3 separate regions of the Mus musculus genome follow, and regions 1 and 3 are each linked to region 2. Evidence: chromatin loops called from intact Hi-C (ENCODE). Cell type or tissue: left cerebral cortex. All regions are shown on one strand. Each heading gives the region's core, and the rest is flanking DNA. Links, peaks and the distances in the headings are about the cores only. Region 1 holds the start of Gm46366 (a long non-coding RNA gene). Region 2 has its middle 15 kb from the start of Slc10a1. Region 3 has its middle 68 kb from the start of Ttc9.

Region 1 (10,318 bases), core at 3,069-8,068, 810 kb before region 2:
ATTCTTGGAGTAACCTCAAGGAGTGGGAAAGCAGGTATTCAATTAGTGAATGTGACTGGGCACTATGTTGCCCAGGCTGGCCTCAAATTCCCTGAGTCAAGCCTCGGACACTGGGATTAGAGGGGTACACACTGTGTCCAGCTAGGACAAGTCTTCCCTTCTAGGTCAGTCTTATTTCACCCCTTAGGTTCTACTTTTCTTTTAAACCCCCTCTCTCCTGTTCACTTGGAATTTGGGGGGGTGGGGAAGAGACCATCTCTCACCTTTGCCCCTGGATCTCTCTGCTACAGTCTCTGCATGAGTTAAGCTTTGATTAAATTGAATTTGTTTTCCAGGTGAATCCAGTAAGGCCTAGAGCACGAAGTGCTTTGCTTCAGGGGATCCGGCCAAAGAGACAAGGTGAGGTGGTTCCATAGCGGAGTCTCTAAGATTTCCAGGCAAGAAAGTGTCCCACAAGGTCTCTGACATCGCAGTAGGGTTGGGCGTGTTTTCAGGAAGCGGGGAAATTCTATGTAGATGATATGAGGGGATGAGGAGATGCAAGCCTTCCCGTGAAGGTGCTGCGGCTGCATTTGGCTGCATTTGCCCTGATCTCAGGGCTCCAGCAGGGCTCTCTTTACACCTCAGACTCTTAGGCTTCTTTTCCTTGGTAGCTGGCGGCGGCTACTTCACCGTACATCCCTGACTTTTTCTCAGAACTAGGCAAGACCTCGAGTGTGGATCTGATGCAGTCCTGTGCACCTCAGGTGTGGATGGGGGTCACCGTGCTACAGATGAGCCAGCCTCCCCAGAAAGCGGCTTCTCTTGCTACGGGGAACCACCTGAAGGAAAGAGATGCTTTCTCTGCTATGGGGATACAACTGTCTGCTGTCATAGCCCCAGGAACAACGAGAGAGGAAGCCTTAGCAGAACAGGACAGCAAACCCAGACCCAGCTGGGGCCTAGGAGCTACTGCAACTCCCCACTGTCTGTGGAAAGAGCTGGGGGGAGGGTGAGAGCCAGTGTGGAATTAGTTGGAGTGACAGGAGACAAGTGTGAGCAGTGTGGGTTATTAATAGGGACGAGGACATATATTTACAACCAGTGACCCCCAGTGAAGGTTAGAACAGTTACCTAGATGTATCTGAGACCCACACAGAAGACACCCCAAGCTTGCAAAGTGAGCTTTCTCATCCCAGAGTCCCTTAGGCCAAGGGGCTTGGGCAACAGAAGCAAGAACCTTGACTGTGTCTGTGTGTGTGTGTGTGTGTGTGTTTGCTCAGGCTGTGTGCTGCTGTTCTAGGGGAGGGAGGGAGAGAAGAGGAAGAGGAAGAAACCGAGGAAGAGGGGAGGGTGCTAAACGTAAGCTTAGCCAGCTGGCTCTGTGGTTTCCATTCTCCCTTCTACCTCCAGCTTCGTGGGGGAGTAAACTGTCCCCTTTAAGTGACATTTTTCTTGTTCCATCCTGGCTTGGAAGATTTGGGCCTTGAAACCTGAAGGCAAATAAAACACATACTCTGGTCTGCCTCCTAAGAGTGGGTACAGGGTGTTAGGGGCAGGTACGATCACTAGTCAGGGAGCATGAGGTGGGTCAGATCTGACAGGTGGCCCAGCTTGTCCCCACACTGGCAGAATTTAGTTGCTGAGGACCCTAAGGTGGGAGGGGAGGGCTGGGTCCGGGGTGTGCTGTCCTGTAGGTTTGGGGGGCAGGGAAGGGTGGGTTCTGGGATTAAGGCTGGTCGGAAGGTGTGACACCACAGTTGGCTTCTAGTCTGGCTGGGTTTGGGTTAAAAGGCTGCAGAGCAATTCAGTCCCTCCCATTCGTGTGACGTTCTGAAAGGGGCCTCTGGAGTACACGGTGATTTTCACAGAGCTCAGCTATGGCAGGTCAAGCTGCTTTTGTCGAAACCCTAGGACGGGTCAGAGGTTGCTGAGTTCCCGTTCTGATCCTGTTCATACCACTCCTTTTCCTGAACTGCTCTGTGTCTTAGTCAGGGTTTGACTGCTGTGAACAGATGCCATGACCAAGGCAAGTCTTATAAGGACAACATTTAATTGGGGCTGGCTTACAGGTTCAGAGGCTCAGTCCATTATCATCATGGTAGGAAGCATGGCAGCATCAGGCAGGCATGGTGCAGGCAGAGCTGAGAGTTCTACATCTTCATCTGAAGGCTGCCAGGACAAGACTCACATCCAGGCATCTAGGACAAGGGTATTAAAAAGCCCACGACCATAGTGACACACCCACTCCAACAAGGCCACACCTGTTGGCATCAGGACCTCCCAAACCTATGACATCACATAGGCGACAGCGTGACCTGCAGACCTGTTGCCAACAGGCACCGTAGTCCCAGAATCCACTTGGCTCACCTACTACCTTTACCTGTGTTACATCATTTTCCATATAAATAAGGGGAACGCCCCTCCCCCCTCTCTTTCCCCCTTCTCTTTCTTTTCTGCCACCACTTTCCCCCACCCCCACCCCTCCCAATAAACCTCTCACATGTGAAACGGTTTGGGCCCAGTGTGCTGTGTAGAGACATGAGCAGCTATTTTAACACATCAACACCCACTCCAACAAGGCCACACCTCCAAATAGTGCCACTCCCTGGGCCAATCATATACAAACCATCACACTCTGTGTCCCACTTTTAATTGGAGTTAATAAAAGTACTTCCTACATAGAGTTTTGGTGATCAGAAAAGTATGTGACATGTTTGGTACCGGCCTGACACACCGACTGGGTGCCCTCCAGAAGGTGAATTTTTCTATCATTCCTCACCAACTCCAGCAATTTTTTTTTCACCAAGACAAAGGCAGTAGGTAATAGCAGATAAAGTAGGTGATATTTGATAAAGCTCAGCTTAAGACAGAATGAGCACTCTCAAAGGGTGCTCACTTGCAAACTTGTTTTTGCTGCTGTAACCAAACACTATAAGCTGAGTAATTTGTAAAGAATGAAGGCCGAGTCAGCTCGAGCTTCTGAAGACTGAGCAACTCATGGTAAGTGAGCCACATTGGTGACTTTCTGACTTGTGGAGACTGTGCAGTGTCCCAAGGACATCACATGGGGAAGACAGTCAATGTGTCAGAGAGGGCGGGCTGGTCTTTACAGCAAAGCCTCTCCCTTGGTGGCCCATCGATGTCTGAGTGAACTAACCTACCCTTCGTCTCCAAATGCCAGCTAGCGTGTCACTCAGAGGGGTAAGTCTTAACATCTGAATCGGTGGGAGTGGGGGTGGAATTAAAACTACTGCACATTCTACGTGGGAAAAGCATGAGTCAGGGTGGGTTCCCCATGGCCCCACGTATGCTTCTAAAGCATATAAACAAGACCTAGAAAAGCAGGTCAATTCCAGCAACTGGGTCCCAGAGCCCAAGCTTCTGAGTAGCACCTATTTATGAAGGGGTTTTCTGAACTGAAGACACTGCTAGAATGCTGGTTGTTATTAGACTAGTGGGGGCTGAGAGGAGAGTGGCTTTGTCTTTTCAGACTAACTGAGGGGATGTAACTGCTGCCTGGTCCTCAGTAAGCTGGAGTTCACTGTGCTACCCTGGGTAATACACTAGGAGAGAGGACATTACACAAGTGGAAGCTATGGGCCTGACCTGGACATCAACAAAATGCAAAGGCAGAAGGAACAAGGGTCTTCAGGTCCGTACCTCTCCACCCTTAGTGAAACATAAGCCACAGGATCTATCCAGATGTCCAGGTGACAGAAAGCATCCTGAGAGGCCAGCCAGTGTTAGGAGATTCATGTCTGGGTAGTTTAAATAAGAACGGTCCCCGTAGACTCATATATTTGAATACTTGGTCTTCAGTTGGTGAAACTGTTTGGGAAGGACTAGGATGTGTGCCCTTTTGGAGCAGGTGTGTCACTGGGGTTGATGCTTTGAGGCTTAAAAGCCCAGGCCATTCCCAGATGGCATTCTCTCTCTCTCTCTCTCTCTCTCTCTCTCTCTCTCTCTCTGCCACATGCTGTGGATGTAAACTCTCAGCGACTGCTCCAGTGCCATGCCTGCCAGCAGCCATACCCCTTGCCACGATGGTCATGGACTCTGACCCTCTGAAACTGTGAGCCACACATAAATGCTTTCTTTTAGAAGTTGCCTTGGTCCTGGTGTCTTATCAGAGCAATAGAAAAGTAACTAAGATGAGTTTTAAGTCTTTCTGCCGAGAGAGGCAGAGACATTTAAAATCACTTCATTAGGGAGAAGGATGGAAAAGCACACACTAACATGCAAAGTTTTTTATTATTTGAGTCAGAAAATGTTCTAATCAGTATTGTGCCCATGGTAGCCAGTGTCTTCCCTGACTGCAGTGTTATGATTCATCAGTCCTTGCCTGAACTCCAGACCTACATAATCAACTACCTATCTGACATGCTCAGTTCTCTGGGGTCTGTATTAACGTTGCTTTGTCAAGAGGACTTTTATGGTCCCCCTGAAAGGTAATATGTTATGTTTTCCATCCCCACATTTTTGCTGCTTTTCACATACTCTCTCTAACACTTGTATGTCTCCCTTTGGAACATTGTAGGCTCTCCTCTGATGAGTTTTATGAATTGTTTGTGGTGTATGTGTGTGCGCGCGCGCATGTGACCCTTTTATTCGCTATTGTTAAAAACAAGTGCTTTTGTATCCACTGTATTCATGTGTATAAATATCTGGTAAGTGAATGAATGAGTACCATAAAAAATGAGAGACCTGGACCCAGCATGACAGGCAGTCGCCACCAAGCCAGAGGACTTGCACTGGGTCCCTGGAACCCACACAGTGGAGAGAGCTGACTCTTGCAGGATGTCCCCTGACCTCCACATGGGTGCCAGCACACATATAATAAATAGAAACAAAACTGGGAAGACTCGGCTAATTCCATGACAGGCTTCAAATCGGCAGTTCAGGAGAAGAGGCTTAAATCTCTGTTTCCAAGAACTGGGCAAGTCCAGGCAAGTCCAGGCCTCAGAAGTTGCTCTAAAGGTCCCTCCAGGCATACCCGAGTTAAGCTGAAAATCTGGGAGCAGTTGCCATAAAGGTGAAGTTTTGGTTCAAGCTCCGACAGTGTTTATTGCCTGTCTAGAACTTGATTTCTAACAAACCGAAAGGGTGCCACCTAGTGACTGCCAAGGTTACTGGTAGAACTTCAAATTGTAAAACCAGAAAACAAAAACCCCAGAGAGGTGCCATATCCTGTAACGCCACACGGCGGCGCTGTTGTCCACTGCTGTGGCTATCATGGTCTTGCTGTGCCAGGTCCGTTATGAAACAGCTGTGGCCACCCTAAAATGCGTACAGAGACAAGTGTGAGACTTGCTGATTCATCAGATTGTATTGGTTTGTTAAATAGCAAATAAAAAAAATCTTTAAAGTAATGTTGCAACCCTAAATCTCATAACCAAACAGTAAGTTGATGTTTAAAACTTGCCCTACACCCTACAAAACATCATGATTTAGAATCAAGGTAGGAAAAGCTGAAAACTCCAAGGAAGTTCTGTCAGTATCAAGTGATCAATGATACATCATGTTAAATTAGCCCACACATCTCTGCACACAACCAAGCGCGTTTGTTCCCTCTATGAGGCATGAGGTTTAGGTAAAGGGCTGGAATGGAGAGATGGCTCAGCGGTTAAGAGCACTGAGTGCTCTTCCAGAGGTCGTGAGTTCAAATCCCAGCAACCACATGGTGGCTCACAACCATCTGTAATAGGATCCGGTGCCCTCTTCTGGTGTGTCTGAAGACAGCTACAGGCTACTCAATTACATACATGTAATAAATGAATAAAATTTTAAAAGAAAAGTTCCAGGGCCATTTGTTCTCCTGTGAGACTGACTGATCAGTTAAAAAAAAACAAATAAAAAGATTGTGAAGACGTACATGACACCCAGTGAGCCTGCAGTCAGTAGTGGCTTTTGCCCACGATTTTATATTACTGCCATAGTGTTATTTATTGCTGATTTAATATTATTAGTGTCATTCTTAACTGGGCTGTTTTTCTTTCTCCACCTCTTCTCGAGCTGACAATGCTTTCTTTCAGTATATACAGACAACACTAAAAGTGATTTTGTGGCGCTTTATTCTACGTATACAAGTGTTACATGGTTATTTTAGCTATATGGAAAATTTGTAAAATTTTAAAAGTTAATTCAGAAATCTAAGGTTTTGTTACTACACATGTGGTCTTACACAGTATTTCTTCACTAGTCTTTAGTGATCATATTGTGCACATTGCCATGTCTTTTAAGTGGTTTATAATAATTAATAATATATTATTCCTTTTGGTGATAGTCTCTCTTTTCAAAGAGGGAAGGAAGGAAGGAAGGAAGGAAGGAAGGAAGGAAGGAAGGAAGGCAAGCAAACATTTATTTATTTGGGTTTCTATGTGCAACCCTTCCTGTCCTAGAACTTCTATGTAGACCTGGCTGGCCTTAAGCTCAGAGATCCAGCTGCCTCTGCCTTGTGAGTGAAGAGGTTAAAGGCGTGTGCCACTATGCCCAACATCTTTAAATTTTATTAGTGTTTAAGATTATGTAAGGGATATGATATATACAAGAGTGCAGTGCCTGCCATGTCCAGAAGAGGGCGTAAGAGCCGGAGTTACAGGCAGTCGCGAGTCTATGAGTCTTCCGGTGTAGGTTCTGGGACCCCGACTGGTTTTCTTTAACAGCAGATTAGCAGCCGCCTTAACCTCTGAGCTCCCTCGTCAGCCCCCATCTCTTTTAAATATTCAATTGACAAAAACGTCTATACTTAGGATGAGCAACATACGCTGCGCTTTGTAGAATTTGAGGACGGGGTAAATCGGATTAGCACATGTGTATTCTGCCACACACACACTTGCCACTGGTGAGAACATAACACAGTCAGCCATTTCAAGTATACAGTGTATTGTTATTAAGTAATATTCACCCGGCTTTATAGTAGATTGCCCGCTCTTTTGTGACAGAAACCGGACGTGCTCTGACCAGCCTCTCCCTGACTCTCCATGCTGTTTCACGAACGGAACTGAGTCCACATGGAATGAGATCATGGAGGTCTGTGTGTTTCAGAGTCCAACTTGCTTTTCTACTTAGAAAAGCTGCACATTTCAACGTAGAAACTACTAAATAAGGCAGGCCGAGGAAAACGGTCGCTTCCAACCCCCTTCTCTAGATGTCATTCGCAATCAGAAGGCAGCTGCAGTTCACTATCATTTTTTTTTTAAATTTTGTGATTATTTCTCCAGGCATTACATCTTCATTCTGATTAATTATGGGGTGTCTTCTGCACTGGGTCCTCCCTCCATTGGATTGAATCTATTTAACTGAAGGGCCTACATGAAGTTCTACCAAACCAAGTATTTCATTTCATAGAGAGCTATCCCAGGGGCTGGCTCCGTCATGAATCTGGACAGAGCATGCATTCGGTTTGATGACCACTCCCTGATAAAGGCTCTGATCGTTGGTAAGAAGGGGTTCTGGGCGGGAGAAGCGGCAAGTGAGCCCACTCTTGCAATCAGTTCCCTTTCTTTTCTTTTTTTTCTTTAAAGATTTATTTATTTTATGTATGCCCCTACACTGTTGCTGTCTTCAGACACAACAGAAGAGGGCATCAGATCCCATTACAGAGGGTTGTGAACCAGCACATGGATCCTGGGAATTGAACTCAGGATCTCTGGAAGAACAGTCAGTGCTTTTAACCACTTAGCCAATCTTTCCCTTTCCTAGACAAAGGTTTTTGGGGAAGAGAAAGGAGAAGAAAAGAAGGGAGATTTGTTACCAGTTGGAGATTCAAAGAGCATTAATTCTCAGCAGACAAAACAGAACACACTATCAACCTCAATGAGATCTCTGAGCACTGTCCCGAGACCCCTGCTTTGTCTACAGGAGCTGTTCTCAACCCTTTAGAGGGTCAGCCCTTTCACAGGAGTCACCTAAGACCATAGGAAAACACAAATACTTACATTATGATTCACAACGGTAGCAAAATTGCAGTTAAAAGTAGCAACAAAAACAATTAATTTTATGGTTGGGGTCAGCACAGCATGAGGAACTATTAAGGTTGCAGCATTAGGAAGGTTGAAAGCCGCTAATACAGAAATCCTATTTTATACACCTGCCAGTGAACAAAAGTGGGGGAGGTGCCTCACAGGACTCATTCCTGTTCAGCCAAGAGTCTGAGCCTGGGCCTGCATGACCCCAAACTTCTGTCCCATAACCCTGCTGTACTCTCTCTCAAAACATGTGCTTTAAGTCACACTCAGGACAAGTCATTTCTGAATTCAGAGCTAGGAACTCCTTCCCTCACGTGAGGGCACAGGGGGAGTGTTGTGGGCTGTGTAATGGATGGTCAATGTCGGCTTGAGGGATTTAAGCATCAAGATGCTCATTCAAAAACATTCTCCCAGCTGGGCGTGGTGGCACACGCCTTTAATCCCAGCACTTGGGAGGCAGAGGCAGGTGGATTTCTGAGTTCGAGGCCAGCCTGGTCTACAGAGTGAGTTCCAGGACAGCCAGGACTGCACAGAGAAACCTGGTCTCGGAAAAAACAACCAACCAAACAAACAAACAAACAAATAAATAAACAAAAAAAACGTTCTCCCAGCACACAGTGCTGGTGGGAATGTAAATTGGCCCAGCCCCCTATGGTAATCAGCATGGAAGCTTCTCACAGAACGGAGAGCAGAGCTGCTAATGCAAGCAGCTTGTACATCCTGTCTGTTGTAGCATTATTCGTCACAGTCAATTACCAATCAATTGTCATGTCCACCAAAAGGGGGACAGATAAACAAAGTGTGGGATATGCACACAGCAGAGTCCAATTTAACCATACACAGAACCAGGTCATTTTCAGGGCTGGTGAGATGGCTCAGTAGGTAAAGGCATCAGCTATGCAAATTCATGAACTGAGTTCGATTCCTGGAACCTGCATGAAGGTGAACAAAGAGAGCGGACTTCATAAAATTATCCTCTGACTTCCACGTGTGACTGCGAGCACACACACACACACACACACACACAGGACTTGAAGGCAGAAGGACGATTGGGAAAGACAAGAGGGGAGGGAAGAGTAAAGAGAGGGTGGGGTGACAGATATGGTCAAAGGTACATGGTATCCTTGAAAACAGAAGCCAAAGCCCACGAAGCCCATCACTATGTACAATGGGTATTTGCCAATTAAAGTAAGATGTCCCCAAAAAGACCTAGGGGGAAGGTGACAGTCACTTAGTAAACTGAATTTTAGGATCAATGGTGATAATTAGGTGCTGGATTCTGCACTAAGTATAAACCATACATCCTGTCCCTTAGTCTAGGAGGCCGGAGAAATCGTATTATTCTTTTCACAGGAGGGATCTAGGATACAGGGATTTAACTTGCCAATAAGCATCAATTAGAATTCGAATGCAATCCCTTGTTCCCTTATTGGCCTTCCTCTAACCTCCCCCCTCTTCTTTATCTCTTTCTTTATTCCTGCCTCCCTTATTTTTCAACTCTAGTTTAATTCTCATTTTTTGAGAGCGACCCTAGTTTCCAGTCAAGACCTACTACGTTCTAAGGTGCTGCTAAAGGGTGGAATCTGAGAAAAAGAAATACGGTCGCTGACGCTAAACAGCATGCTTTGAGAGGCTTGTCTTGTTTAACTCTATAACACCCACGGAAGGCATGTTCTGCTACCATACAATTGAGGAACCAGCACCAAAAACTTGTCTTGCTGTTTTCTTCAGTGAGGTAGCCAGGGAAAGGTGCTCGGACTTCTGTAAGTAGTCCTCATGTTCCTGTAAGCAACTCTAAGGAGACTGAATAGGTCACATACACACACACAAACACACATACCACACACAAACAAACACACACCACACATCATACACCCATACCACACACATGCACACATGCACACACACACACACACACAAAGATGAATATAGAAGCGAGACTAGTTGGGAATGGGGAGGGAACAAGAGAGGGTAATGGAGATTGATGATAAAAATATATACAAGTATGAAAGTGTCATAAGGAAACATATAAATATTTAATGGAACAAAATATAATTACTTAGTGAACATATATAATTAATGTATAATTAACAACAAGTAATAAAATCTTGTCTCGTACAGAGGTAGATTGTTTTTCGGGATACAGTCAGGATCTGATCTAAGTTTAATGCTATCACTGATGGACACCTGTCTTTTCCTGCTTGATGCTCTTCTTTCCAGTGTGGTAGAGAAAATGTTGCTTTTCTGGCTAACATTCCTCAACTCCCAGCTGAGGAACGCAAGGGTGGCAAACTCTCAGTTATTTTACCCCAAAGCCCTGCTCATAGCCTCCTAATGATTCAGCAAGGATGGCCAGACAGGGAGGTCTC
Region 2 (10,318 bases), core at 2,952-7,951:
TTAATCATCAGCCAAGCCAGTTCCTCACAGACATGACTGTGAGCCAATAGGATCAAGGCAATTCTTTGCCTGCAGCTCCCACTTCTCAGATGGCTCTAGGTTATGGCAAGTTGATGACAAAAAAAAAAAAAAAAAAAAAAAAAAAAAAAAAAAAAAAGCCCTAACCAGTGCAACTGGACTTGGACTATCTGAGCAGAAAGACTATAATACTCATAAAAGAAAGAAAATAAGACCTGTTAACGGCAGTGATTTATACCAAAACACACAAGAACGTGTGAGCTATAGATTTTATGCCCCCAGCTAAATTTTACTTCAAGTTGAAAGGCCACAGAGAAACCTTTAATAACACTCAAGAATTCAGAAATGTTTGCTACGATTCCCTTCCTACAGAATATACTAGAAGGCTAGTTTCAGAAAATAAATATAACTGGGAAGATAGCTACATAAATACTGGTAGCAAACATTAAGCAAAATTCAACTATAAACTTTAGAACAAATGATGGCACTGGAGAGATGGCTCAGCGGTTAAGAGCACTGACTACTCTTCTGAAGGTCCTGAGTTCAGTTCCCAGCACTCCCACCGCAGCTCACAACCATCTGTAACTCCAGTTGCAGGTGATCTGACACTCTCTTCTGGCCTCTGAGGGCACTGCAGGCATGTGGTACATATGCAAGCAGGCAAACACTCTTACAAATAAAATAAAAATGAATTTGTTCTCTTTAAAAAAAAAAGACCAAATAATGGTTATAAATAATAGAGAAGGCTGAAGAGATGGCTCTGGGGTTAAGAACACTGGCTGCTCTTGCAGAGGTTATGAGTCCTAGCTCTGTCGACACAAGATGAAGCAATAATCACTCATTCAACAGCAGTGAACTGAGATCTCCAGAATAAGATCTCTAAATACCATTCCCATTAGAAGTAATTCTGAGGCAGGAAATTTTTTAAAAATCTGAAATATTTAGTGGTACTAGATAATAAGGAAACTTTCAAAAACTACTAAGACTGTCCCCAAAAGACTCAGGTGTCAAAACCCACTCACAAGAAACAGACCTTATGCTCCTTCCAATATGCTTGGTATACGGTAGTCAGTCCTGAGAAAGAAGTGTGTGTGTGTGCGCGCGCGCGCGCGTGTAAAGTGGGGGATGAGAGAAAGAGAGAGATGTGTGAGAGAGAGAGAGAGAGAGAGAGAGAGATATCAAAAATAGGCCTAACTATAAGCAGCATAGAAGACAGAGAGGCTTGTCAAGCAATGCAATGAAATCAGCAAAAAGTTGGAGCAGAAATAACCTACTCAAGAACAGAGAGAGAAACAGAGAGACATAAAGTCATGGAACCTATAGCTGAAAGGCTGCTAAAAGCCATGTTGACCAATCACAGGCTATAGCTCTTTCTGAACCTTGATCCAAATAAACCCGGAAAATACTCTAAGATAGTTAACAAGGTGCATGCGCTCAGCACTGATGACAACTGGGAATTATCAATTTACTTGGGTGTAAAATTAGTGTTGGGCACTTTGTTTGCAGGACATATGAGAAACCAACCTGAAAACTTCCTCCCTCTGGAGAGTAAGGTTCCATGAAGGTCGCCAGGAGGGACCTTAGCACTGAAATACCAATTGGCAGACAAGTGTGCCCTCTGGTGCAATAATGGTATAGAGGTTATGGGAGACAAGTGTGCCCTCTGGTGCAATGATGGTATAGAGGTTATGGGAGAGAATGACAAACCACCTTCTTTCTGGATCTGCGGCCTCCTCCACAGAAAGGAAGTCGTGTGTGGTAAATCTGGTTGGGTGCCCACAGGTCAGGACTGCACAGGCAGCAGGGAGAGGTGCTGTTCTTTTGCCTTGTAAATATTTAGGATTGGGCTGAGAGGTGATTCGGAGATTGAAAACACTGGCTACTCTTCTCGAGGATATGGGTTTGATTTCCAGCACCCACATGGTGTCTCAGAAGCCTATGCAATCCTAGTCCCAGGGGATCCACCACCATCTTCTTGCTTCCCCCAGCACAAGGCATGCATATGGGGCACAGACATACATGCAGGCAAAACATTCATACACATAGAAGTAAATTAAAATGTAGTGTGGCGGGGGGGGGGGGGGGTATAGCCTTAGATTAGTGAGAGTCTCAGTATTGGTCAGATAAGCCTCTTCGGCAGTAAGGGGTCGATCCTATAAAGACTCACACCTAGTCAAAGTACTGAGAATGGGTAGATATAAGTGCCCAACCCTATGTGGGGCAGCTAACGCAATACACCCATTGCTCAGGGAAAAAAGGGCAGGAAGAATGCAGAGGCCAAAGGATGGGGAGAAGTGCTGTGACACTCAGTCCTGGATATGGCATGGCTACTGCACTCAGACCCTCACGGAAGCTGCATTTACCTGTGCAAGACCAAGCAGCAAGACCAGCCAGCATGCCAGAAAGCTACAGAACTGTTTACTAAGAATAATTAAAAAAAAAACTTTATAACAGTAGAAGACAGAAAAGTGTGAAGAGCACATGTTGGGAGGAGGGTGTCCAGGGGGAGTGGGAAGGGTGAGTTGGGTGAATATAACCAATGTGTACATGTTATGAAACTGTCACAAATTAATACATACATACATACACACACATAGATAGATACATATATACATACATACACAGATAGATAGATAGATACATACATACATACATACATATATACATATATATATACATACATACACAGATAGATACATACATATGTAGATACATACATATATACATACACAGATACATACATACATACACACAGATAGATACATACATACATACATATGTACATACATACATACATACATACATGAGAGATAGATACACAGATAGATATATAGATACGTAGATAGATGAAAGAGAGAAAGAGCGAGAGAAAGAAAGAAAGAAAGAAAGAAAGAAAGAAAGAAAGAAAGAAAGAAAGAAAGGAAAAAAGAAAGAAAGAAAGAGAGAGAGAGAAAAGGCTGGAGTAGTAGCTACAGATACATACATATATACATACATACATACATACATACATACATACATACATACATACATATGAGATAGATACACAAATAGATACATAGATGAGAGAAAGAAAGAAAGAAAGAAAGAAAGAAAGAAAGAAAGAAAGAAAGAAAGAGAGAGAGAGAGAGAGAGAGAGAGGGAGGGAGGGAGGGAGGGAGGGAGGGAGGGAGGGAGGGAGGGAGGGAGGAAGGAAGGAAGGAAGGAAGGAAGGAAGGAAGGAAGGAAGGAAGGAAGGAAGATAGGGCTGGAGTGGTGGCTCCACATTCAAGAAGACCTAGGTACAGTTCTCAGTACCTACATGGCAGCTTTCGGCCAACTGGAACTGCAGTTCCAGTGGTTCTAACAGCTTCATCTCACCTCCACAGGCGTCGTGCAAGCAAACATAAAATTTTAAAAATAATAATTTTTAAATGGATAGATAAAAGACAAAATTTTTAAATGGTGTTGAGTTTTTCAGGTCTTTAACTTGTAGAGGTGCATAATAGAGTATTTGCAGATAAAATGACAAGACTCCGATTTGCTTGGAAACAAGGGGACCAGAAGGGTTAAGTGGTGTGCAGAGGGAACAAAGCTGAGCATCAGTGGTACCAGAGGCTGAACAGTGGGCAGAGTCTAATAAATCCTTCTCTGACAAAAAGCCCACCGAATGCAGGTAGGAGGAATCCTGGTCTGTGAACGCCTCTGAAGAGCAAGCTTCCACGATCAGGGATATTCCAGTTACAACATGGTGTTCCCGGCGTCTGCTGATGGGCTTGCATGGAGACAGAGTTCTATCTATAACACATCAAGGCAAGGCGTCATGTACACCCAGGAGCTCAAGATCCAGACCCTGGGTTCCACCTTCACCTTTGTAGACTCTCCTTCCCATGTTGCAGATTCTGCTGCTTGCTTTAACGTTAACCCTTGCTTGGTTTCTCTCTCTCTCTCTCTCTCTCTCTCTCTCTCTCTCTCTCTCTCTCTCTCTGTGTGTGTGTGTGTGTGTGTGTGTGTGTGTGTGCTATAAGCACATGTGTGCGTATGCACATGCCCGGTAAGATGCAGAAGATAAAGGAGGGCAGTAAGGTGTCCTCTATCACTCTCAGCATGTTTCTTTGAGGCAGGGTCTCCTCCTGAACCTAGGGTTCATGTTTTCTCAGCTGGGTTGGAAGCCAGCCAGTCCCAGCAATCCTCATGTCCTCCCCTCTTAGGAGCTGGGGTTATAGGTGTTTGTGCGGATATCGGCTTATTACATGGATGCTGGATCTTAATTTTTGTCCTCCAGAGCAAGCACCCTTAACTACTGAGCAGTCTCTCCAGACCTGGTTCTGGTTTCTATGAAATTTTGCTGCTGATGTTTGCATTAACCCACTATAGAATAGGAATTTGCATAAATTGCTGAATACCTAATTTAATTAGCACAATAAGCATCCCTGAAATGTAAATGGTCAATAAAGAAAATACACAGCTCAGTGGCCACACCCCTTTCCAGGACCTTGTACCCTCACTTCCGCCTCTCTGACTTCTCCAAACTCCAGCCTCAGGAGCATCGTGACCAGTGCTGGCAGCCATAGCTCTGTGCCAGCCGTGCGGAAGCACAGATGAGCCTTGGCAGCGAGACCCAGCTTGTGACTGGCCAAATGAGGTCTCAGGGCGGGTTCAGTGTGAATTACTGCAACTATCTCCAAGCAGCTGGGGATGCAGGTAAAGATATGTCTAAGACTTGAAGAAGCCTCGGGCTCGTTTTACTGCCTGCTAACTCCCACCCACCCAACATCCCGAGCTTTCCAAGCAAGTCTCAGGAAATGTATCCTAAAGGGACAGGAAACAAAGAGGAGGGAAACTAGCTTCATTTTGGAAATAGGAAGAGTGTGTACAAGCAAGGAAGGTTACAACACTGGTGAGACCCTAGTGAGATTCCCCGAAATTTAAAAGACAAAGGAATCCATAGCACTGCAGTACTATAGAGCCACTGCAGAGGTTCTCAACCTGGGCCGCTTTGGATCACAGATCCCACACTTACATTATGATTCATAACAGTAACAAAATTACAGTTATGAAGTGGCAGCAAAGTGGTTTTATGGTTGGGGGGTTACCAGAAGTTGAGGAACTATATTAAAGGGTCTCAGCTTTAGGAAGGTTGAGAACCACTGGCCAACAGCATTCACCTTAACAAAGAGTTGTCCGTCCAGACTACTTCTCAAAACCGCCAAGGTTGAGAAATCCTGGGGCTGGTGAGATGGCTCAGCGGTTAAGAGCACTGAAGGCTCTTCCGAGGTTCTGAGTTCAGATCCCAGCAGCCACATGGCGGCTCACAACCACCCATAATGAGATCTGATGTCCTCTTCTGGTGTGTCTGGAGACAGCTACTTATGTATAATAATAAATAAATCTTTGAAAAAAGAAAAAGAGAGGTCCTATGAGAGACAGGTGGACATAGAAGCCAATCAATTGGGGCTTCAAACCAACTCTGCCACTGTCTTGTTCTGGAACCAATTAGATATTGCTCCTCACATCAGTTTTCGTAATTGTAAAATTGGACTAATAGTAATTATTTCACACAGTCGCTGTGAGAAATAAAAAGAACACAATATGTTAAAGTTCCCAGCACACAGTTGGTCCTCAGTAAGTGAAAGGGGGTCCTTAAATGAGAACAGAAGACATCCATATTCTTAAAGGGATGGGTAAAAGAGTCCTGCAGTGCAGAAGAAAATTGAACTATGCAATCAAAAGATGTATGCATTATTTCAGGACTACTCTGGATAATGGGCATAGAGTATAGAAAGGAAACTCTAAAAGTTGTTTAACCACAGTGCATTTACTTGCTAAAGTTGAATTGTACTTATAACAACTATTTTCTGCCAATGTTCTTCCTCTCAAAATATTACCCTGCCCCTTAGCCCCTGAACACCATTTACGACGCCTCGAGAAATCCACCCATGGGGCCATGCCGCCATCTGGTGGCAGAATCGGTAAGTGCAGCTAAGATTTTTATTCATTGGTGTGTGGCATGTGCACCATGCATGTTTAACAGCATCTAAGCTACAGAAAACAAATTCACACTCAGTTTCCCGAAACTGAGGACACCTTGGGCCTTTCTCCGTGGTTCAATACATGTTTAGCTAGAGCACAGAGCTCTCTTATTGTTTAGTCTGGTTTTTTTCTTGGATGTTTCATTGATTTTTTTTTATTAGATAATTTATTTACATTTCAAATGTTATCCCCTTTCCTAGTTTCCCCTCCTAAAATCTCCTATCCCCTCCCCCCATTCCCTGCTCCCCATCCCACCCACTCACATTCCTGGCCCTGGCATTCCCCTATACTGGGGCATAGAACCTTCTTAGGACCTAGGGCCTCTCCTTCCATTGATGACAGACTAGGCCATCCTCTGCTACATATGCAGCTAGAGCCACAAGTCCCACCATGTGTTTTCTTTGATTGGTGGTTTAGTCCCAAGGACCTCTGGGGGTACTGGTTAGTTCATATTGATGTTCCTCCTATGGGGCTGCAAACCCCTTCAGCTTCTTGGGTACTTTCTCTAGCTCCTTTATTGAGGACCCTGTACTATGTCCAATGGATGGCTGTGAGCATCCACTTCTGTATTTGCCAAGCACTGGTAGAGCTTCTCAGGAGACAGCTGTATCAGGCTCCTGTCAGCAAGCTCTTGTTGGCATCTGCAATCGTGTCTGGGTTTGATGGTTGTTTATGATCCCCAAGTGGGGCAGTCTCTGGATGGTCCTTCCTTCAGTCTCTGCTCCGAACTTTGTCTCTGTAACTCCTTCCATGGGGTATTTTGTTCCCCCTTCTAAGAAGGATTCTGAGCTTCTGGGCTAATATCGGTGAGTGCATATCATGTGTATTCTTTTGTGATTGGGTTACCTCACTTAGAATGATATCCTCCCGGTCCATCCATTAGTCTAAGAATTTCATAAATTCATTGTTTTTAATAGCTGTGTAATACTCCATTGTGTAAATGTACCACATTTTCTGTATCCATTCCTCTGTTGAGGGACATCTGGGTTCTTTCCAGCTTCTGGCTATTATAAATAAGGCTGCTATGAACATAGTAGAGTATGTGTCCTTATTACAAGTTGGAGCATATTCTGGGTATATGCCCAGGAGTGGTATTGCTGGATCTTCTGATCAAACTATGTCCAATTTTATGAGGAACCGCCAAACTTATTTCCAGAATGGTTGTACCAGCTTGCAGTCCCACCAGCAATGAAGAAGTATTCCTCTTTCTCCACATCCTCACCAGCATCTGCTGTCACCTGAGTTTTTGATCTTAGCCTTTCTGACTGGTGTGAGGTGGGATCTCAGGGTTGTTTTGATTTGCATTTCCCTGATGATTAAGGATGCTGAACATGCCGGGCATGGTGGTACACGCCTTTAATCCCAGCACTCGGGAGGCAGAGGCAGGCGAATTTCTGAGTTCAAGGCCAGCCTGGTCTACAAAGTGAGCTCCAGGACAGCCAGGGCTACACAGAGAAACCCTGTCTCAAAAAAAACAAAACAAAAAAGGATGTTGAACATTTTTTTAGGTGCTTCTCAGCCATTCAGTATTCCTCAGTTGAGAATTCTTTGTTTAGCTCTGTATCCCATTTTTAATAGGGTTATTTGGTTTTCTGAAGTCCAACTTCTTTCATTCTTTATATATACTGGATATTAGCCCCCTATCAGATTTAGGATTGGTAAAGATCTTTTCCTAATCTGTTGGTTGCTGTTTTGTCTTATTGACCGTGTCCTTTGCCTTACAGAAGATTTTATGAGGTCCCATTTGTCGATTCTCAATCTTACAGCACAAGCCACTGCTGTTCTGTTCAGGAATCTTTCCCCTGTGCCCATATGTTCAAGACTCTTCCCCACTTTCTCCTCTATACGTTTCAGTGTCTCTGCTTTTATGTGGAGTTCCTTGATCCACTTAGACCTGAGCTTTTTACAAGGAGATAAGAATGGATCAATTCGAATTCTTCTACATGCTAACCGCCAGCTGAGCCAACACCATTTGTTGAAGATGCTCCTTTGTCAAAGATCAAGTGGCCATAGGTGTGTGGGTTCATTTCTGGGTCTTCAATTCTGTTCCATTGGTCTACTTGTCTGTCGCTATACCAGTACCATGCAGTTTTTATCACAATTGCTCTGTAGTACAGCTTTAGGTCAGGCATGGTGATTCCACCAGAGGTTTTTGTTTTGTTTTTTTTTATCTTTGAGCAGAGTTTTTGCTATCCTAGGTTTTTTGTTATTCCAGATGAATTTGCAAATTGCCCTTTCTAACTCTGTGAAGAATTGAGTTGGAATTTTGGTGGGGATTGCATTGAATCTGTAGATTGCTTTCGGCAGGATAGCCATTTTGACTATATTAATCCTGCCAATCCATGAGCATGGGAGATCTTTCCATCTTCTGAGATCTTCTTCAATTTCTTTCTTCAGAGACTTGAAGTTCTTCTCATACAGATCTTTCACTTCCTTAATTACAGTCACACCAAGGTATTTTATATTATTTGTGACTATTTTGAAGAATCTTGTTTCCCTAATTATTTTCTCAGCCTGTTTATCCTTTGTGTAGAGAAAGGCCACTGATTTGTTTGAGTTAATTTTATACCCAGCTACTTCACTGAAGTTGTTTATCAGGTTTAGGAGTTCTCTGGTAGAATTTTTGGGGTCGCTTATATATACTATCATGTCATCTGCAAATAGTGATATTTTGTCTTCTTCCTTTCCAATTTGTATCCCCTTGATCTCCTTTTGTTGTCTAATTGCTCTGGCTAGGACTTCAAGTACTATATTGAATTAGTAGGGAGAGAGTGGGCAGCCTTGTCTAGTCCCTGATTTTAATGAGATTGCTTCAAGTTTCTCTCCATTTAGTTTAATGTTGGCTACTGGTTTGCTGTATATTGCTTTTATTATGTTTAGGTATGGGCCTTGAATTCCTGATCTTTCCAAGACTTTTATCATGAAGGGATGTTGGATTTTGTCAAATGCTTTCATCGCACCTAATAAGATGATCATGTGGTTTTTGTCTTTGAGTTTGTTTATATAGTGGATTACGTTGATGGATTTCTGTATATTGAACCATCCTTGCAACCCTGGGATGAAGCTTACTTGATCATGATGGATGATCGTTTTGATGTGTTCTTAGATTTGGTCTGCGAAATTTTATTGAGTATTTTTGCATTGATATTCATAAGGGAAATTGGTCTAAAGTTCTCTTTCTTAGTTGGGTCTTTGTGTGGTTTAATGAACAGAGTAATTGTGGCTTCATAGAATGAGTTGGGTAGAGTACCTTCTGTTTCTATTTTGTGGAATAGTTTAAGGAGTATTGGAATTAGGTCCTCTTTGAAGGTCTGATAGAACTGCACTAAACCCATTTGGTCCTGGGCTTTTCTGGTTGGGAGACTATTAATGACTGTTTCTATTTCTTTAGGGGATATGGAACTGTTTGGATTGTTAATCTGATCCTGATTTAACTTTGATACCTTGTATCTGTCTAGAAAATTGTCCATTTCATCCAGGTTTTCCAGTTTTGTTGAGTAGAGGCTTTTGTAGTAAGATCTGATGGGTTTTTTGTTTGTTTGTTTTTTTGGTGGGGGGGGGGTTGGGTTTTTTTTTTTTTTTTTTTTTTTTTTTTTGGATTTCCTCAGATTCTGTTGTTATGTCTCCCTTTTCAGTTCTGATTTTGTTAATTAGGATGTCGTCCCTGTGCCCTTTAGTTAGTCTGGCTAAGGGTTTATATATCTTGTTGATATATAAACCCTTCAAAGAACCAGTTCCTAGTTTGGTTGATTCTTTGAATAGTCCTTTTTGTTTCCACTTGGTTGATTTCAGCCCTGAGTTTGATCATTTCCTGTCATCTACTCCTCTTGGGTGAATTTGCTTCCTTTTGTTCTAGAGATTTTAGGTGTGCTGTCAAGTTGCTAGTGTATGCTCTTTCTAGTTTCTTTTTGGAGGCACTCAGAGCTATGAGTTTTCCTTTTAGGAATGCTTTCATTGTGTCCCATAAGTTTGTGTATGTTGTTGGCTTCATTTTCATTAAACTCTAAAAAGTCTTTAATTTCTTTCTATTTCTTCCTTGACCAAGTTATCATTGAGTAGAGTGTTGGTCAGCTTCTATGTATAAATGGACTTTCTATTATTTATTTTGTTATTGAAGATCAGCCTTAGTCCATGGTGATCTGATAGGATGCATGGGATTATTTCAATATTTTTGTATCTGTTGAGGCCTGTTTTGTGACCAATTATATGGTCAATTTTGGAGAAGGTACCATGAGGTGCTGAGAAGAAGGTATATCCTTTTGTTTTAGGATGAAATGTTCTGTAGATA
Region 3 (10,318 bases), core at 3,486-8,485, 720 kb before region 2:
TCTGTCAGGTTGTGTCACCACTGTTGTTAACCCAACTCTACCAAACTGGACTGCTGGTGTATCTGTGAGGTGTTTGCCAGCAGATTGAGCTGCCGCTACTAACTTGTGAACTGAACTGCTGATTTCAAAACAACACAGATGGGAGTTGCTCTAAAGAATCTTTCTAAACAGGTCCACTCCCTCCCCCCATTTATCCTTTCTTTCCACTGTCTCTGGTGGGTGGTGGGTTAAAATGTTTTAAAACCATCATTAAAAAATAAGATTTAAAAAAATAAAGTTACACTAGCTTTATCAGCAAACTCCGAGTTTGATTGAGAGACCCTGACTCAGTGAGTAAGATGGAAGAATGATCAAAGATGAGTTCCAACATCAACCTTGGGTCTCCCACACAAATGCTTCCACACATGCATGCATGCTCCCAAGTGTTGTAAACAGCCTGCCTTCCAGCAGTTCTGCTGCAGCAGCTTACACTCCCCACCCCAAGGTGAGGCACATTTCCAATGTCGTGTTGAGTGGCATAGTGACAGGCACCCCCTTTAAAAGATCCTGGCTACCCCAAATCTCTATCTCCATCTCAGTCATTCTTTCTGTTTCCTGGTCTCTCTGTCTCTGTCTCTGTCTGTCTCTGTCTCTCATGTCTGCACTCCAAGATGGCCTTTTGTTCTCCCTCCTCCCTCAATAAACTTCTTGTGCTTGATCTGTTACATGGTGTGACTGTGTGGCTTTCCTTGACTCCAACCTGCCAAGATATCTTTTACAGCTTTATCCTGATACCACATATGTGCAAAATCGTATCTACACATCCACAATACACACATGAAAAATGGGGGGAAATTCCCTCACAGTTTAAGATAGTCGAGTGGCTTTTAACATGGTATAAAAAGTTCATAGATCTGGTTTAGATTTCTGCATTTCAGCTAAACTTTATGAAAGCATACCTTCATGAGTCTGGCTGTAGCATCAGAGAGGAATGCACACAATTATCTGAAAAAGCATTAAACCATTTCTGCCCTTTCCAACTTCATAGAATGAGGCCAAATAGAAGTTTCAACCAGAACAAGACATTGAAACAGACTGAATATAGAAATGGACATGAAAATTTAAGCATTTGCCTGTGAAGCCAAGCCCCAAGAGACAAACAAAAGTTTAAATGATGCAATTCTTCATAAGGTTTTGATTTTTTTGCCTTAGTTTGAAAATACTGGTTTTTTTTAAATTAAAATATGTTAAATATTTAATGGACTTATCATCATATTGAAATGAACTGGCAAATATTTTAAAAATATTTCTGTTTTATTTGAATAGGCTAGATAAAAATTATTAGTACAGACAAGTACATTTAGGGGGATTCTTCAGAAAGTTTTCAGAATATTAAAAATATGTGAAGTACCACTAGGTGGGGCTGATGAGAATAAAGAACAGATTTTTTTTTTCCGGGAGGTGGGGGAGGAGAGTGTGGTTGGAGTGAGGGAGAGATGGGATTAGACATGGTACATTTATAGTATGAGATTTCTTAATAGCAATATTTGTAGACACTATAGAAAAAAAAGTGATAGACTGGAGCCTTACTCAATAGGGTTTTTCACAACCTGAAGAAGATAGTGTATTGGACTTTGGGCTCTCTTTAATTTTCCCTGACAAAAGCTATGCACATTCCACAAAGAAGCTAAGCAGCTAAGCAGATTAAGCAGAAGGTGCAGGAGAGAGCCCAGTCTTCACTCTGTGCTAATAAGATGACAGGGACCTCTGGGGTTAAAAGGTAAAGCTCTGAGACATCTTTCTTGGAAGGAGTGCATTAGAGAGAAGCCTCCTTGCAGCTGCATCTCCTGCTCAAAGCTCCCAGGAAGCCAGCCAGGAGCCTGAGGGAGTAGCTGGGGTGGAGGCTGCTGGCTTACTTTGAGAGAGTCGGCTGGGTCTCCGAGTGACAGGATAGCATAGATACCTTCAACTTTGTGTGAGGAACTTCAAGTGGCGGGGGAGCATGGGTAACGAGCAAGAGCTGAAACTGGGGTCTGGCTCAATAAGTGGGTTCTCGGGCTGTCAGAAGAGTGGGCATCATGTACCTCTGGCCCTGTGGGCTGGGCTTTAGCTGTGTTCTCAGATATTTATCCACATGTTCATAGACACTTTAGCTAGGCACTCTGCACGGTGCTGCTGGGGATGCAGCCGATACTGGAACAGACGTGATTTTACTCGGCTTTGAGTTTGGCAGAAACAGAAGCCTGTCCTGATAGACAACCTCATGCCAAGCCCCCACCCCCAACTTTGAAAGTTTGCAAGGTGCACTCAGTGTGCTCTCTAAGATGTCACGAATGGAACTGGTGGCTCTTCCCCATGAAATAGAGATGGGAATTATGGCTTTGCAACGCTGACACAGAGTGACAGGGATGGTGTTTAGCCATGGTTGCTCTTTTTGTCCCCCCTCTGCTCTATCTTTTCTCCCCTGGTGCTTACTACGTATCTGTGAAGTGAAAGGCGCTGAGGTAACACAGCTTGAGAGGACTCACGACTCCAGCCTGCTGTACAAGCTAACTACACCTATGTGAACAGCAGGTTGTCATTGTCACTAGGAAGGACAGCAGAGGATAGGAACCAACTTTAGAACAAGATGGCTGTGATGGCTATTCCTGGTTGTCAACTTGACTACATCTAGTATGAACTACAATCTGGAAGTGGAGAGCACACCTGTGAATCAGATCTTGAGACATAGTGGACATGAAAAGCTTAGGCCCAGGTAAGGTAGTACACGCCTTTAATCCCAGGAGACAGAGGCAAGCAGATCTCTGAGTTCAAGGCTAGCCTGGGGCAGAGCAAGTTCCAAATCCAGGTGCGGTGGTACACACCTTTAATCTAGGCCATACCTTCTGATGGAGGCCTACACAATGACAGTGGAAGAAGCAAGTGTCTGTTCTTCCTTTTGCTTGCACTTACTTGCCAGCACACCTGTTGGAACGTACTTCTTCAGGATTCCAGTTTACACAGAAGACCAGCTGAAATACCTAGCCTCATGGGGCTGAGCAAGTACTAGATTCCCATTGTTGGGTTATTTGGACTGTAGACTGTAAGCCATTACAATAAATTCCCTTAATATATACATTCTATAAGTTCTGTGACTCTAGAGAACACCGACTAAGACGGCGGTCAATAGAAACATTCCGAGGATATGAGTTCAAGGTCAAGCTGTGGATGTTTAATCTTGGCATGATAGATATTTTTGGGACAGACAACTCTTTGCTTTTGGGGACCACCCTGTACACTAAGGACATTTATCAGCACCACTGGCTTCTAAATGCCACTAGATACAATAGCTCTCAAGTAGCTCTCCACTCATTGTGACAGTCAAGGATGGCTCCAGATGCTGTCCCTTGGGAGGCAAAATTACTTCCAAGTGAAAACTACTGGGGAAATCCATCAAGTAGAGCATACTGAGTTGTGTAGATTGCAGTAAGCTATTTTTACTTTAAGTAGATGTCACATATTTTCAAGCAGGGGGAAACACTGTATACTTTGCATTTTGAAAAGTGCATTCAGGGCTGGTGAGGTGGCTCAGTGGGTAAGAGCACCCGACTGCTCTTTTGAAGGTCCGGAGTTTAAATCCCAGCAACCACATGGTGGCTCACAACCATCCATAACGAGATCTGACTCCCTCTTCTGGAGTGTCTGAAGACAGCTACAGTGTACTTACATATAATAAATAAATAAATAAATCTTCAAAAAAAAAAAAGAAAGAAAGGAAGAAAGAAAGAAAGAAAGAAAGAAAGAAAGAAAGAAAGAAAGAAAGAAAGAAAGAAAGAAAGAAAGAAAGAAAGGAAAAGAAAAGTGCATTCAGATTGCAGAGTGGTGCCTGGAGCAACGTCGAGCTCATTGTGATCGGAGGTGGTGTGATCACTAATGTCAATCCTCAACTTGACACAACTTAGAATTACTTGGGAAGAGAGTCCCAGTAAGGAATTATCTACATTGAATTGGCCTGTGGATGGTTCTGTGCATGATTGTCTTGGTAAAGTTAATTGACATGGGAAGACACATCCACTGTAGGTGGCACCATTCCCTACACAGGGCTTCTGGAACTGTGGAACTGTGTGAGAGTGGAGAAACATGAACACATTCATTTCTCTCTGCTTTTGACTGTGTGCTATATGATAGCTGTTTCAAGTGCCTGCCACCTTCATTTCCCTGGTATGATGGGTTGTAATCTGGGACTGTGAGCTAAAAGAAACCCCCTTTCCCATTACCTTCTTCAGGGTATTTTTACCACAGCATTGGACTGGAAACAAGGAGAGGAGCCTATTTCAATTGTCTACCCCAAACTCAAGAAAGATGGCAGCTAAGGTTGGGGTGTGGACATCCAGAGATGGAGAGGAGGTGGCATGTAATAAACATTTTTGGTATAGGATGTCCAGGTCATGTTATGGCCTGGCATGGCGACCTCACCCTTAAGCAAGTCTCATGGTGGCTCCTTTGTTGCCTGGTTGAATGGAAGCATTGGCTCAGGGGTTGAACTTCAAACCTGGCCACACATCTGCTTGCTAGGAGCTCTCATAAGAACTTGTTGTTGGGACTACCATTTGGTCTATGAAGGGGCAAACGGTGAGTACTTCTGAGGTAGGTTTCCCTGTCGTCTGTGATGCTTGTTGATGGCATAGCTCATGAGCACTGATTCCATGCAGGAAGCTCAGACACGTGGGGAGAGCAGCAGTGGCTGATAGATGAAGGCTGATCTTGGTCTCAGATGCTGACATCTCACATTGAGCTCTCAAAAGCCACTGGACATGCAAATCCAGTCAACAGGACTGAAGAGATAGCTCAGCACTTAAGAACACCAACTGCTCTTGCAGAGGATCCTGGTTCAGTTTCCCACCCTCAAATGAGTTTACAGCTGTCTATAACTCCCATAACTCTAGATTTAGGGAATCCAATGCCCTCTCTTGGCCTCCACTGCTACTGCAAGCATGTGGTGCCCAGACAAAGATACACAACATAAAAGGAAACAAAAAAAGTCTAGTCAGCATCCCGTCTTCAGCCCATGTGTGTATAGGAGGTGGAGGTTTGTGGGTGGAAGGATAGCTAAAACCTCAGGAAAGGAACAAGCTCCCTTATTGATTTGAATAGCATCTGATCATGGTGACCAATGAATCCTGACCATGACCAAAAGGTGAAGAGTAATTAACAGGCACTGGGGAAGGAGACTGGAGTGGTGTAGTAAGAGTCTTGAGTGTTAGAGGAAACTGTGTGAACAGACATGAAAAACTCTGGCCAAGAACCAGAGGCACAAGTAAGGCCTGTTTGTTGGTTTTTAATTGCACAGACCATGGCTGCCAGGATTTTAAATTGTAGGTCTGTGAGCATGTAATTAAGTGAGAAGCCCAGTTGGACCGACTGGGACACCAAGTTGTTGATGCAGCTTGTGAGAACGGTCTTCTAATATTAGAATTCAGGTTCTGAGCTGTCTATGCCACCAACTCTATTTTACCTCTGGACCTCTAAGTTCCAGGTATGAATAACCAGCCCCTTCCGAGTGCTTTTCTGCTGTCTGTGTGAAAAGGCTTGTCTGAGGCTTGATGGTGCTTGCTTCTGAGATGTTCAGTAGAACATTTTCTTGATGTCAAACACAGATCTGTCATCTCAGCTCCATCATGAGCCACCCCCGTCACTCCGGAGGCTCCGGTAGTCTCTTCTGCCACAGCATTCTAGACGTAGGTGTGAATGCAGTAACTATGTTTTTTGCTCTGTAAAAGGTCTGAAGACAACCTGGGAGTGATGTCTTAGACTTGGAACCTCAACACTCAGTAAACTAAGACAGAGAATTCAAGAGACTAGCCTGAGCTACACAGTGAGTTTGAGATCAGCCTGGCCTGCATAGCAGGACCCTGACTCAAACAAGAATACGCAAAATCTGGTGACTCAGCTGCTGGGTATTGTTAGGAAATGAGAGACCCTAGATGTGAGGCCCACAGCTCTTTCTGGAATAACCCCTAGGCCCCTTACTTTCCTCTAGCTCACCTTCTTCTTGTCTCCACATGTATTGCCCCCCCCCACTCCCCTTCAACAGGACTCTGTGCTGCCTCCCCAGCCTTTCCTTCTGTCAGAAGTGTAAGTCTACCATGCATGTTTCGTGGATTGGGAGGAGGAGCCCTGTAGCCCAGGTAACCAAACTCCTTGTGAAAGGGCAGGTGACTGTTCACTTTTCAAGTCATGGGGAAAGCATTTGAACTTGGCAAATACACTTAGTGGACTATAATGGCCTGGAAGGGTTCTGCCCCTCCCACAAAGTGAGCAATTTCCTCCTTCAGCTCTGCCTGCACAGGCCCATGACATCATAACGACCCCGTGTGCGTTTATCTGTAATTATTTGGAGTGGCAGCCAGCCCTTTCAAGAGGTTCTTTGATCCAGTCCTAGAACACCCTCAAAGGTGGGTGGCCAGATGGAGGTCATCTTCCCAGAAGACAGGAACCAAGGCAGACAGCCTTGGGGTACACAGCAGGTGGCAAAATTGACCTAAAATGAAGACCAAGTGAGTGCAGCCTTCTGGCCATCTCCTGACCCTGCATTCTGTCAGTTTAGGCTGTGCAGCTGCCCTAGCAGGTAGAGAAATTTGTGAGAAGGCCAGTGAAGGAAGGGATCTGTCAGAGTTGGTTAAATATCTGTTCTGGCTTGGGGATCAAGAAGTATTTACCCTGGATACCTCGGGTGCCTCGGTTTCAAATATTCCGGTTGCTAGCACTACTACCCCTCGCTTTGTTTGTATGAAATTAGTCTTGTTATGTAATCCAGGCTGGCCTAGAATTTAACAATCCTCCATCGTCCACCTTCTCAGCTCTGTGATTATACATGTGTGCCAGCACATCTGGCTCTCAGCCTGCTTTATTTGATCACGCACTTACATTTACTTAAAAATTACATCTTTTTTACACTGTGCGTGTGCATGTGTAGGTAAGAGGATAGCTTGCAGGAGTAGGTCTCTCCTTCCATCATGTAGGCCCTGAGGCTTGAACTCGGTTTGTCGGGCTCGGTGGCAGGCACCTTCGCTCACTAAATCATCCATCACATACTTTTCAAACTTATGCTCTGACCTGAGGTCTGAAAAGCGTTGCATCCCAATGATTTACACCTGAGATCCTTGCCCCTCTCCTGGCATCTAACTTGGAGTCCCTTGAAGCCTTTCCTGGATGATCTACCCAGTCACAGGGGCCTGTGGGCTTTGTACCTGCGATGAGGCAGCACTGGAGTTAGATCACAGCTTTTAACACCACAGTGTACACAGTACGACTTTACCTCCTTGGCCCCTCCCTGTACTCTTCACCTAGCAGTGGTGGCCTCTAACTCCGTCCTGGTACAGTTGTCCCTCTGTCAAGATCCTCAAGAGACTGTCTTGAAGATTCCCAAATCTACAGATGCTCAAGTCCCCTCATACAAGGGTGTAGTATTCGGACACAACCTATAACATATTCCTGTATATTAGGTCTCCTGATTTATAGTACCTAATCCCGGGAAAATGCTGTGTGGATAACTGTTATCCTGCGCCGTGTGAGAGAACAACTCTCTACAAGTTCAATACAGTCACGCTATTCCCCTCATGTATTTTTGATCTGAGCTTGTTGGGATCCAGGATCGAAGGTGCAGAACCCCCCAATATGGAGACTGGCTGAACCTGGTGCGTGCCTTGGGGTCTTAGCACTCAGGCGTCTCTTTCTCTGGAATGTTCTTTCTTTGGGGAAAGAGCAGGTTTATGTGCTGGCATCATAGCCTTCCTGGGCCTTGGCTCGGTCTCTTCCTGACTTGTTTTTAGGTTGCAGCCATCCCATCACCCATCAAGCATCTTTTCCACTTAGGATTTGCTCATGACTCTTTCTCTAGCATTTCATGATCATTTATAGTTTCCGTTCATTGCCCGGCATCCCCAAATTCAGTGTAAGCTCTACAAGGGTAGGGTTTTGGTTTGCTTGAGTTTTTATTTTTTACTTCTAGCTATGTGCATATCCATGGCAGTTAGAAAAGGACACCAGATTCTCAGGATCTTGACAGACAGTTGTGAGCTGCCAGATGTGGGTGTGAGGAAATATACACAGGTCCTTTATGGGGATGGCATGTGCTGTCAACCTCTGAACCGTTTCTGTGGCTCCAAGAGCAGAGGTTTTGTGATTTTATTTGCTGTGGTATCCCAGAGTTCAGAACAGTGATGGGATCCTTGGAAGAAGATTATCAAATGTGAATGGACGTAGGTTTGAGCAAATGACTGAGTTTGTATTGTCCCTTGCTTCTAAAAGGAGGGATGAAAAAATAAGCAGGAAAAGTACTGTAGATTAAAAAAAAAAAAAAAGATCACTAGCACAAGCCCAGGGCTTACTCAGTGTTTTGAAATGCAGTGGGCGCTTTGCTTGGATTTCCTTATTTAATAACCTTTTATCTTTATTTCACAGACAAGGAAGCTGAGGCTTAAAAAACTGGAGTCACCTTTCAGGGTCATGAAGGAGTCAGGTCCATTTCCGTCTAAGACTCCTTTGTTTTGTTTTCGACACAGGGTTTTTCTGTGTAGCCCTGTCTGTCCTGGAACTCCCTCTGTAGACCAGGCTGGCCTTGAACTCACAGAGATCTTTCTGCCTCTGCCTCTCCAGTTTGGGGATTAAAGGCTTTGACTACCTGGTCAGGTAGTCTTCTCCAGGATGTTTTGTTCTCAAAACTTACAGTTTAACCCTCCGTGATTGCCCTAAGTCATCTGGTGGGACAGATCTACAGGGTCTGCCTACTCTCCTCTTCTGTGAGCTCACCCCTCCATGGAAAACATCCTGGAAGTGTCCCTCACCTGGAGAGGCAGGGTGTGGTGGCAATAAGATGGGTTGATTGTTAGAAAGGTTTTCTTGTCCCTAATTTACTTGTTATCTAGACAACTGACCACCTCCCCGCTCCTGCAGGCTGCTGTGTTGGAGCTATCCCCGAGCTCCAACGCCCTGCCACAGGCCACCTCACCTCAAGAAGAAGCCTGGCCCTAGGCCATGGCTTGGACCACTCTGCTCCACAATTTAGTCCAACCTGAAGGAAGTGTTAGGGTCCCAGAGTGGCTCACAAACCACACAAACACTGATCTCAGTCAGACAGGGATGGTTTACTGAATGCACACCCTAAGACTGGTTGATTTAGAGCCGTAGAATGTAGGGGCTGAGGCTATGACGCCAGGCCAGTTTATAAAGGAACAATCCACAATGAGCCCATATGCAGGTGCTGAAAGTGCTGCCTAGTGGTTGGTTCTGACTCAAGTTATTTTGACTAGCCAGTTCTAATTGACCTTTATTCTGATTGGTCCTAAGTGGCGCTTGCAGTTGTTGAATTTCAAGATTAACAAACCTCAAAACATAGAGAACATAGATAAGGTAGGTTGTCAGCATGACCCTGCTCTGAGTCAAGTTATCTTTCTGCATTAATGACGGACAGGCATATTACAGCAACAATATGAAATAGCTGGTGGGCATGGAACAAAATGGATACAGCTATGCCAGGGAGGGCAGGGAGGAGGGGCGGACCTCAACAGGACGACTGAGCTTCCCTCTCCCACACCTCTGCAACTTGAACTCCGGGCTATGGATTTGAGTGGGAGGATGGCAGAGGCGAGTCTAATCTCGTCTCTAAAATGACACCAAGAAAATGAATGGTATTGAGGCCGAGGCCTTCCCACCCTTCCAGGAGAGGCCCAGTACAGACCCAGAACACCTCAGGAGTCTGTGTCAGAAGGGCCTGTGCCCTTTAGCCCCCTTCCAGCCTCCTGCCGAGGGTCCTAAAGACTTACTTATTTGTTGGCCCTGAAATCATGTCACTTCAGTTACAAGTTCTAAATTAGAAAATCTTTTTCCTCCTTGAATAAACCAAACTACCCAGAGGCTTAGATATTTTTCCCATTCATTCATTCATTCATTCATTCATCCGTTCAACTGCCATAATTAGCTAGGTCTTGACAATTTAAATTGTCAATTGACAACTCAGGGGGGGAGTGTATTTATTTCTTAAAGCTCAAGAACAATTTACATTAGAGTTTAAAAGAAAAATCACACTGTAGGGCAGGCAAGCTATAAATCCTGGCAGCTGCCTGGAAGAGGGAAATGGAGAAAATAGAAAGGGCCCTGCCTTTTGGAGATGGACAAGCAGCCACATGGCATCTGGGAGGTAGCTTCTGAGAAAGGGTGAAAAAACCCCAAAGAACCAGAAAGAAGAGTAACTAACATAGACTCCAAAGAGCCTTAAAAAAGCAAGAGGAGGCCGGGCAGTGTTGATGCATGCCTGTAATCCCAGCACTTGGGAGGCAGAGGCAGGCGGATTTCTGAGTTC

The links. Hi-C counts contacts between places; a loop is a spot of excess contacts. Peaks named below come from ENCODE experiments on the same cell type or tissue, not always from the same donor. Only the 100,000 strongest peaks of a DNase experiment are listed, where the experiment ranks them.
Region 1: a loop joins it to region 2, with 5 times the contacts of the local background. A loop is called at or near these places in 12 of 42 quality-filtered maps.
Region 3: it touches region 2 in a loop (2.8-fold over the local background); 6 of 42 quality-filtered maps call a loop at or near these places.

The regions. Positions count from the first base shown.
Region 1 is chr12:81,783,707-81,794,024 of GRCm38, reverse strand. It overlaps Gm46366 (a long non-coding RNA gene), which reads left to right and starts at 2,935. Exons shown (of 3, transcript XR_001780649.2): 1 at 2,935-3,183. Gm30706 (a long non-coding RNA gene) reads left to right here. Exons shown (of 7, transcript XR_001780652.1): 6 at 336-399; 7 at 697-1,595. In left cerebral cortex, for the core only: CTCF peaks have their summits at 5,145 and 6,564 (motif pointing right); a DNase peak (open chromatin) is centred at 5,167.
Region 2 is chr12:80,978,159-80,988,476 of GRCm38, reverse strand. No RefSeq gene overlaps it. Among named protein-coding and RNA genes, the nearest start is that of Slc10a1, 15 kb to the right of the region's middle. In left cerebral cortex, for the core only: a CTCF peak has its summit at 5,955 (motif pointing left); a DNase peak (open chromatin) is centred at 5,962.
Region 3 is chr12:81,694,179-81,704,496 of GRCm38, reverse strand. No RefSeq gene overlaps it. Among named protein-coding and RNA genes, the nearest start is that of Ttc9, 68 kb to the right of the region's middle. In left cerebral cortex, for the core only: no CTCF peak of the experiment used is centred there; a DNase peak (open chromatin) is centred at 5,653.